2 separate regions of the Homo sapiens genome follow, and region 1 is linked to region 2. A link is a loop called in an ENCODE intact Hi-C map of the cell type or tissue named here. Cell type or tissue: B cell. All regions are shown on one strand.

Region 1 (5,000 bases), 250 kb before region 2:
GGCTTGTGGGGTCCAGAGCCCCACAAGGCCAGGCAGCCCCAACACACCATGGCGAGTCCTCAGTGGAGCAATGCTAAGTCTCATCCTGGGAGAGGCTGCTTGCAGGGCTGACTCTGCCTCCCACCCTGAGCCATCCTGCTGTGGAAGTGAGGTTATTAATTTAATGAGATCAGTGACCAGCACAAACTACATGTCAGAACTGGATGGGAATTTCCACTCTTCACCCTCTACCTAGGTGACTTTGAGCAAGTTATTTATCCTTTCTACTCTTTTGTTTCCTTATCCGTATAATGAGGATAATAATATTGTCTGTGTGATTGGGTTGTTGTGAGGATTAAATGAGAGAAAACATGTAAAGTTTAGCATGTTACCTGTGACATAATTAATACTCATTAAATGGTCACTTTAAAAGGATGACAAAACACACTTTGCCCCATGGTTGATGATATGGTTTGGCTGTGTCTCCACCCAAATCTCATCTTGAATTGTAGTTCCCATAATCCCCATGAGTCGCGGGAGGTAATTGAATGGTGGGGGCAGTTGCAGTCATGCTGTTCTTGTGATAGTAAGTTCTCATGAGATATGATGGTTTTATAAGGGGCTTTTCCCCCTTTGCTTGGCACTTATCTGGCCTGTTGTCATGTAAGACATGCCTGTTTCCCCGATCACCATGATTATAAGTTTCCTGAGGCCTCCCCAGACATGTGGAACTGTGAGTCAATTAAAATTCTCTTCTTTATAAATTTCCCAGTTTTGTCCAGGTGCGGTGCCTCACACCTGTAATCCCAGCATTTTGGGAGGCTGAAGCAGGTGGATCACCTGAGGTCAGGAGTTCGAGACCAGTCTGACCAATATGGTGAAATCCTGTCTCTACTAAAAATTCCAAAAAAAAAAAAAAAAAAAAAAAAGCCACGCGTGGTGGCATGCTCCTGTAATCCCAGCTACTTGGGAGGTTGAGACAGGAGAATTGCTAGAACCCAGGAGGCAGAAGTTGCAGTGAGCCAGGATCATGCCACTGCACTCCAGCCTGGGCAACAGAGGGAGATTCTGTCTTAAAAAAAAAAATCCGGTTTTGATTATGTCTTCATAGCAGTGTGAAAACAGACTAGTACGGTTGATGTAGAAAGAAGAGCTGAGGTGATGATTTGGCATCATCCTTAAAATACAGATGGAATACGTTATTGCTAAAACCAGGTCCTTTTGAGTGGATTTGATTAAACTAGCCTGGTGTTTTGGTAGGCCAAAAAATATAGTTGTTATGCTTTAAATTTTGTCCAACAATAAGAAACCATATTTCTCGTTTGAGATCACTCTAAATTCCCACAGGCACATTGTCTTCTTGTAAGACTAAAGTTTGGTGCCAGTGTGTACAAGTTATATAAAAATTCTTCCCAAATTAAAGATAATTTGGATTTTTTTTAGTATATTCAAGTATGTCCTGTGAGATTAATAGGCATAAGTTAATATTCTGTTGCAAGGATGGAACTGTCTCATTATGGACGTAACACCACAAACACCAAATACAGTAAGATATCATGAGGTTTTTTTTTTTTTTAGCAAATTAGGCAATGCACTGATGACAGAACTGATATAAAAAACAGTTTCCAGTCATAAAGGCTGTGTGTGTGTGTGTGTGTGTGTGTGTGTGTGTGTGTGTGTGTGAGATTCTGTGTTTGCTAATGCTTTTGTATGTTAAAATACTTGCAAATACCATAAAGCACTAATAGCAGGTGGATTAAAAGGATGGGATTAGGGATGGTTCTTTTTTTCTCCTTTTAATTTCTCCTGTTGAAAATTTTTCTGTACTTTAATTATCGCTTTTACAGTCAAAGATGTTAAGTATAATTTAAAAAGAAATGACGTAGCCACGTGGTGGCAGTATTCCATGAAGAATGTAATCTACATAGCTTTGTTTCAGTCCTATGTCTAACATTGGCTTGATTTCTTCTCTGACAATTTTGTTTATAAATTGTCTTATTTTAGATAACTGATTCCTTGTGAAATTTCCCTATGAGGATTAAGCACCTCTTATAAGTGACTTTAATTTAATGCACCTGTTTGATTTGGAACTATGATAACAAATAGACTCTAAAGGAAGATTGTATTTATTCCCTGTTAGGGCTAATAAAACCCTAGTCAGATATGAAAATTGTTTTTATATGATGCAAATTAATAACTGAATGAAGTTTCATTGCCAATAACTACCTGTAGTTTATACAACAGAATTACATTAACCTGTATTAAAAGCCAACAACACCATATATTACTTTTAAATTAAAAATGCTAATTTTAAAATAATAAAAGTGAAAACAAAAATACTACAGCAGCATATGCTATAAGCCCATGATTTTGCTAAATTGAAAATTGTGTTACCTTTTAATGTAGTATTTTTACTCTTTTTTTTTTTTTTTTTTGAGATGGAGTCTTGTTCTGTTGCCCAGGCTGGAGTGCAGTGGTGTGATCTCAGCTCACTGCAGCCTCTGCCTCCTGGGTTCAAGTGATTCTCCTGCCTCAGCCTCCCGAGTAGCTGGGACTATAGGCACCTGCCACCATGCCTGGCTAATTTTTGTATTTTTAGTAGAGATGGGGTTTCACCATATTGGCCAGGCTGATCTTGAACTCCTGACACCCTCCTCAGCATCCCAAAGTGCTGGGATTACAGGCATGAGCCACTGCAACTGGCCAGTATTTTTATTCTTAAAATTTCAAAATAATGGAGATTCAGACTCCTGCCTGAGCTCCCTGCAAATGAACATTGGCCTGTAAAGATAGCACTTTAGATGAATAAACCTGACTGTTGGCCATCAGGGCATAACCTTGTTCCCTCAGAGTTTGGTGGAACCATATACCCATGGAGCAAAAGAGACTTAGCGAGGCATTGAGAAGCCAAAAACAATTTCTGATTTGTCACAATTCCGGGTGAAACATTTTCCTCTTGCTGTAGAGAAGCCAGGACAAAAAACACGGGAAATAACTTTTGGCTTTTCTGATGTTTTCATCTTCTAAAATCCCTCACCCACTGTTCTCAGAAAACTACCCTCCTCACGCTTATGCCTGCACCCAGAGCAGCCTTTTTTCTTTTTTCTTTTTTTTTTTTTGTGAAATGGAGTCTCCCTCTGTCACCCAGGCCGGAGTGCTATGGCACGATCTAGACTCACTGCAGCCTCCACCTCCCGGGTTCAAGTGATTCTCCTGTCTCAGCCTCCCAAGTAGCTGGTATTACAGGCACGCACCACCATACCTGGCTAATTTTTGTATTTTTAGTAGAAACAGGGTTTCACCATGTTGCCCAGGCTGGTCTCAACTCCTGGCCTCAAGTGATCCACCTGCCTTGGCTTCCCAAAGTGCTGAGATTACAGGCATGAGCCACTGTGTCTGGCCAGACCAGCCTTTTTCAAAAATTTCTGAAGCCCCGTAGAAACCTTTTCATTGGAAATGTAGGACACTTTTCTCAAAGACAGTCACATGGGCCACACTACTCCTTATACAAGCCTGTGATATCTCAGCCTCAAGTTGTGATTTCTCCCTGCCCCCAAAAGTAATTTTTTTAAAAGAAAAATTTGAGCACTGAAATCAGAGTGACGGAATACACAGGGCTTGAAGCAATCTCAGGGATCCAAGGCTTAGAGCCATCTTCAGAAATGTCTTCTGCCAGTTGGGAGAATTGTGTCCTTGAAGTCACTTCTGTCAGCTTTTAATTATCAGGAAGGAGGAGACTGGCAAGGCTGCACCAGGACCCCTTTGAGTTCAGACTGAAAGTTAGGTACCAGGGTTGCTCACCCCACCCTGGTCAGAATCATTCATTAGCAGTTTCCTGACAGCCTTTATAACTAGACCAGGCTGCCAGGAAAAGAAAAGAGCAGAGAGAAGTCATTGGTGACATCCCACCCAGGTGTTACAACACCAAAGTGCCTGCTAACCAAAATTAGGTTTCTTATGAGGAGCCAGGAGAAGGTGAACAGCATCCCAAAGATTGTGCAAAGGCAAAAGTGACACATCTTGGGGACCCTCAAGGAAATCTGAACCTTATTGCACCATCAATTGCAAGGAATCAAATAGAGATTAGTTATCATGCGTTTTTTCTGGCTCAGTAAAATAAAGCTCTTTGGTATTTGCTGCCTAGAAGCCTCATGAAATTAGTGGACACACCTTGAAGTTTTACAACCTAGGTAGATTATAGTTGCCCTTGCAGTGTTTCCTCCTTTGAGATTTACCCAATTAAATAAAAAGAAGAAGAAAAGACACATACTCGAAGACTATTGCTTTTATTCCACCCTTCAAGCCCATTAAAGTTATTGGTTTACTTTAGTCATCTCTAAACAAGGGAAGAAACTCCGTTGGGAAATTTGGCAAGCAGAGTGCAAAATGTAAGAAACTGACACTCTTTCCTTTTGGTTTAAGTTCCCCAGGTCACATCAAAAGCATTCCAACATGACACATGGAATTCTGGGCTAACAGTTGCTTCCATCTCTACAGGGCACCTTACTTCTGGTAAGAAAATACAACTTAGGCTTTTTGAGTAGTCTTTTAGTAATTGCCCATTTTAACCCATCATACTGAAAAAATCACATCAGGTGTTAAGTTTCTGGACAATAAGATATGCCTTATGTCTTCCATAGGAAAATAATAGACAAAGTACAAAGATCTGCTTAAAACTGAATGTAAGAAGTGGCTTAGGTGGATTTTGCCGGCTTTTGCAATAGATTGTATACATTTTTTAAAATTTTTATTTATTTTATTTTATTTTTTGAGACGAAGCCTTGTTCTGTCACCCAGGCTGGAGTGCAATGGTGCAATCTCGGCTCACTGCAACCTCCGCCTCCCAGGTTCAAGCGATTCTGCTGCCTCAGCCTTCTGAGTAGCTGGGATTACAGGCATCCGCCATCACGCCCAGCTAATTTTTGCATTTTTGTAGAGACGGGTTTCACCATGTTAGCCAGACTGGTCTTGAACTCCTGACCTCAGGTGATCCACCCACCTCAGCCTCCCAAAGTGCTGGG
Region 2 (5,000 bases):
CTGTAATCCCAGCACTTTGGGAGGCCGAGGCAGTCAGATTACCTGAGGTCAAGAGTTCAAGACCAGTCTGCCCAACATGGTGAAACCTTGTCTCTACTAAAAATACAAAAATTAGCTGGGCATGGTGGTGGCTGCCTGTAATCCCAGCTACTTGGGAGGCTGAGGCAGGAGAATCACTTGAACCCGGGAGGCAGAGGTGTGCCAAGATCACGCCACTGCACTCCAGCTTGGGCAACAGAGTGAAACTGTGTCTCAAAAACAAACAAACAAACAAACAAAATCGAGATGAGTTCTCACTATGTTGCACGGGCTGATCTCAAACTCCTGTTCTCAAGCAATCCTTCTGCCTCGGCCTCCCAAAGTGCTAAGATTACAGGTGTGAGCTACAGTGCCTGACTCCACTTCTCAACTTTGAAAAGAGTGACCCCTTTACTATACGTTGGATAACTTTGGCCTAGATGATCTCAAAGGCTCTCTCTGTCTGCAAAGTCTGTAAAGATGAGAAAGTCCATATATGCAAAGCGGACAGTTTAGTGAGGAAGGCAGTTAATGTAAACATAAAAACATGTTTTTAATAAGTGAACTAATCCAGTTCACACCACTGGTTCCTTGATACAGTCATTCTCTAACAAGCAAAATGGGGCTGAAAGTATGCTGAACTGATGTAAGGTGTGCTGAGCTTTGACAGGTTCACTGCACCTTCACAGAGTACCTTGGACCTTTCACAAATACGTGTTCTGTTCATCCTCTCATCTTAGAGGTATCCAAGAACAGGACCTCGTCTTCGAGGTACCACCACTAGAGATAGCCTTCCCAGGGGCTGCCAGCTTTAAACTCTACAAAGCCTATGACATCATTTGGAATCAAAGTGGAAAAGTCATGGTAATAGTAGTTGTAATCAAATCAGTTAGGAATCTTTTGGTGACACATGTCAGAAAATCCAACCCAAAAATGACATGACCTAAGCTGGGCACAATGGCTTATGCCTGTAATACCAGCATTTTGGGAGGCTGAGGTGGGTGGATCACTTAACGTTAGGAGTTCGAGACCAGCGTGGGCAACATGGCGAAACCCTGCCTCTACCAAAAATACCAAAAAATACAGCCGGGTGTGGTGGTGTGTGCCTGTAGTCCCAGCTACTCTGGAGGCTGAGGTGGGAGGATCGCTTGAACCTGGAGGCAGAGGTTGCAGTGAGCCGAGATTATGCCACTACACTCCAGCCTGGGTGATGGAGTGAGAGTTTTTCTTAAAAAAGAAAAAAAAAGAGGCTGGCACAGTGCCTTGTGTCTGTAATCCCAGCTACTCGGGAGGCTGAGGCACGAGAATCACTTGAACCCGGAAGGCAGAGGTTGCAGTGAGCTAAGATTGTGCCACTGCACTGCAGCCTGGGTGACAGAGCGAGACTCCATCTCAAAAAAAAAAAAAAAAAAAAAAAAAAAAGAAAAGAAAACAGTGGAGGCTCTTGCTGAACGTAGAGTAAAGGAATGTTGCCAATAAATTTCAACAACAAACCTTTGAGCTCTTACTATGTGCCACACTCTGTGCTAAGCACACTAGGTGCATGACCCCATTTGATCTGTATAAATGACTCAAGAGGGATGCATTCAGATTAACCTCATATAATGGACGAAGAAGCCAAGGCTCAGAGACGTTAGGTAACATGTTCAAGGTCACATAGCTAGTAAGTGGTAGAGCTGCGTTTGAGCTAGTTCTCTCTGATTCAACATCTATTCTTGTTCCATTTTATGAAGCTGCCTGGGGCATCAGCTTCCTCTAAGGCATATAGACTGGAAACATCAGAGTCTTTCTCAACATTTCTTCTTCATTTTCTACATCCAGTTAGTCATCAAATTCAGTGGATCCTACTTCCACCAGGTTTTGTGCTGTCTGTTTCCATGTTTGGTTCCCATTGCCACTGCCCTAGATAAGGACTTGGTCACTTCTTCCTGGACTATTAAAATAGTTTACTCTTTTCTCAGAGACTCCACACAGGTGGTCTGAGAGTCATTTTAACTTACAAGTTCATACTTAAAAGTTAGAGTCCTGGGCGAGGCACAGTGGCTCTTGCCTGTAATTCCGGCACTTTGGGAGGCCGAGGTGGGCAGACAGCTTGAGCCCAGGAGTTTGAGACCAGCCTGGGAAACATGGTGAAACCCCATCTCTACTGAAAATACAAAAATCAGCCAGGTGTGGTGGCACGTGCTTGTAGTCCCAGCTACTTGGGAGGCTGAGGTGAGAAAATCCTTTGAACCAGGGAGTTTGAGGCTGCAGTGAGCTGTGATCGCGCCACTGTACTCCAGCCTGGATGACAGGGCAAGACCCCGTCTCCCAAGAAAAAATAAATAAATTTAAAAAATTAAAATTAAATTAAATTAATTAAAAATAAAAATTTTAAACAAGTTAGCATCTCATGAAAATCTGTATTGTTTGGCTTTCCCTGAAAAATGGAAAAATCTGATAACACTGGACTCATAATCTACATGGCAGCATTGGCTGGAACTGAGCAGCGGCAGCCCACTGATGAGAAGGTATGTGTGGTTCAGTTGACCAGGTACCTATTGCAATTTTGTTCCTTGTCTGCCCTCTGTAGGCATCTGAGTGTGCAAACCTAGTAGTTAGTCTCTCCCCATTTAAACCCATCCTCCTGTAGACCCTGCAGTTATCTTCCTAAACCATGATCTCAGTATTCTGAGTATTTCATACTCAATTTTCAGATCATATTTATTTATTTGTAGAGACAAGATCTTGCTCTGTCCCAGGGTGCTGTGGTGTGATCATAGCTCACTGCAGCCTCAAACCTCTGGGCTTACCCAATCCTCCCATTTCCGTCTCCCAAGTAGCTAGGACTACAGGTGTGTGCCACCATGCCCAGCTAAGTTTTTAATTCTTTGGAGAGACAGGGTCTCATTATGTTGCCCAGACTGGTCTCAAACTCCTGGCCTCCAGCAATCCTCTTGCCTTGGCCTCCCAGAGTGAAAGAATTACAGGTGTGAGCCACCGTGCCCAGCCGCAATTTTCACATTTCATAGTTCCTCATTGACTACAGATTCATTACACACTTGGTCCCAATCTACTTTTCCAGGCCTATCTCCAACTGTGCCCACATGTCCTCTGCTTCAGCCACATCCTTCTAGAATCTGCTCAACACCCCTTCTCCCACAGGGTTTGCTCAAGCCTCATTCTCTGGGCCTCTAATGTGCTTTCTTGGTCCTCTCTGTGCCTCCTCAAATCCACTCTTTGAATGATGCCCACATGACTTTCAATGACCAGTTTGATTCCTACCTCTTCCAAGAAGCCTTGGGTCTTTTCGATTTATTTATTTGTCTATTTTTAAATTTGAGACAAGGTCCCACTCTGTCACCCAGGCTGGAGTGCAGTGGTGCGATCACAGCTCACTGCAACCTCCGCCTCCCGGGTTCGAGTGATCCTCCCACCTCAGCCTCTGGAGTAGCTGGGACGACAGGCACATGCCACCACACCTGGCTATATTTCTTTGTATTTTTGGTAGAGACATGGTTTCGCCATGTTGCCCAGGCTGGTCTCAAACTCCTGAGCTGGGATTACAGGTGTGAGCCACTGCACCCGTCCCATGTTTTGTGAATTTTACCACATCTGGGGAAAAAGAGTGAGCTAACGTCTATCAGGCACACAAAGCAAGGCATGGGGTTGGGGTTTGATAGGAGGTGGGGAGGAGATTTCTGGTAAAGAAAGCAAGGTTGGGAACCAGTGAGGTAGCTCAGAAAGGCTGGTGTTATAAAGTGCTTGAGGTTGCCGGGGGCAAGGCCTGGGCCTCAGAGCAGCCAACTAAGGTTCCAGAGGCAGATGGGAAGCACATAGCCTTAGAAGCCCTTCCCAGTAGCTCAGACTCTGTCCTGCAGGGAATGGGGCACTGGTAACAACTTTCAGGAGGCCTGCAATGTGCTATGAGTGTGCTTTTTCTTCCCCTTTTTCTGTTGAGACAGGGTTTCACTCTGTCACTCACAGGCTGGAGCGCAGTGGCATGATGATGGCTCACTGCAGCATTGACGTCCTGGGCTCAAGTGATCCTCTCACTTCAGCCTCCCGATTAGCTGGGAACACAAGTGTGTGCCACTGTGTCCAACTATTTTTTGTTGTTGTTGGTAGAGATGGAGTCTTGCTATGTTGCCCAGACTGGTCTTGAACTCCTGGGCTCAAGGGATCCTCCCACTTTGGCCTCCCAAAGTGCTGAATCACCACACACGCTCAAGTGTGCTTTTTAAGAAAGATCAAGCCTTCCAGTGTAATTTAATGATAAAAAAAAGAAGGAAAGATCAAGCTTATTCCCTTATGCAGGAGGGTAAAATTAGCAGAAATGTGGAGACAATAAGGAAATTATTTTAACAAGCCAGGTGAGAGTTAGCAAGGAGCTGAGAATGTGACCATCATCACATGCTACAGAGCAGGATATCTATGTCATTTTTGTTTGTTAATTTCATTCATTCATTTAAAAATTCTTTTAATGAATGAAAGCAGGTTTCCATTTTGTGCCAGGCCCATTATTTGCTGGTGCTGAGGACATAGCTGTGGACGACACAGGCATGGCTCTGGTCGTTCTAGAGCAGACAGTGTGGCCAGGAAGGCAGACAATAAACTCATGATGATACAATTGATGAATTACAATTGTGAGAGGTGTTATTAAAGGACAAAGTCAAGGTGCTAGCTCCTGCTGTGACTTGCACACTGCCCTGCAGTCAGACAGCCCTAGGTTCAAAGCCTGGTTTCTCTACCACTCAGGGGAGAGGCCTAGAGCTAGTTTCTCAGGCTCTTCCAGCCTCGGTTGCCTCATCTGAAAAAGTGGGTAGCAACAGCATGCACCCACAGGGTGGCTAAGAAGGATTAAGCTTAGCACTGTAGATGGAACTGTCCACGAGTGCCTCACAGGCAGCAGAAGCTCAAGAGGGGTTAATTGACTCTTCCGCAAGGTGGGCACGATAAATCCTGGTTGGATAGAATCATGTAATTAACCTTGAACCCATCAG

Evidence for each region. Hi-C counts contacts between places; a loop is a spot of excess contacts. Peaks named below come from ENCODE experiments on the same cell type or tissue, not always from the same donor. Only the 100,000 strongest peaks of a DNase experiment are listed, where the experiment ranks them.
Region 1: it touches region 2 in a loop (19-fold over the local background); 28 of 110 quality-filtered maps call a loop at or near these places.

Annotation. Positions count from the first base shown.
Region 1 is chr1:67,232,312-67,237,311 of GRCh38, forward strand. IL23R (interleukin 23 receptor) reads left to right here. Exons shown (of 11, transcript NM_144701.3): 8 at 4,402-4,491. Among named protein-coding and RNA genes, the nearest start is that of IL23R, 68 kb to the left of the region's middle. In B cell, CTCF peaks have their summits at 1,907 (motif pointing right) and 2,107; a DNase peak (open chromatin) is centred at 1,880.
Region 2 is chr1:67,487,266-67,492,265 of GRCh38, forward strand. No RefSeq gene overlaps it. Among named protein-coding and RNA genes, the nearest start is that of LINC01702, 33 kb to the right of the region's middle. In B cell, no CTCF peak of the experiment used is centred here; a DNase peak (open chromatin) is centred at 2,576.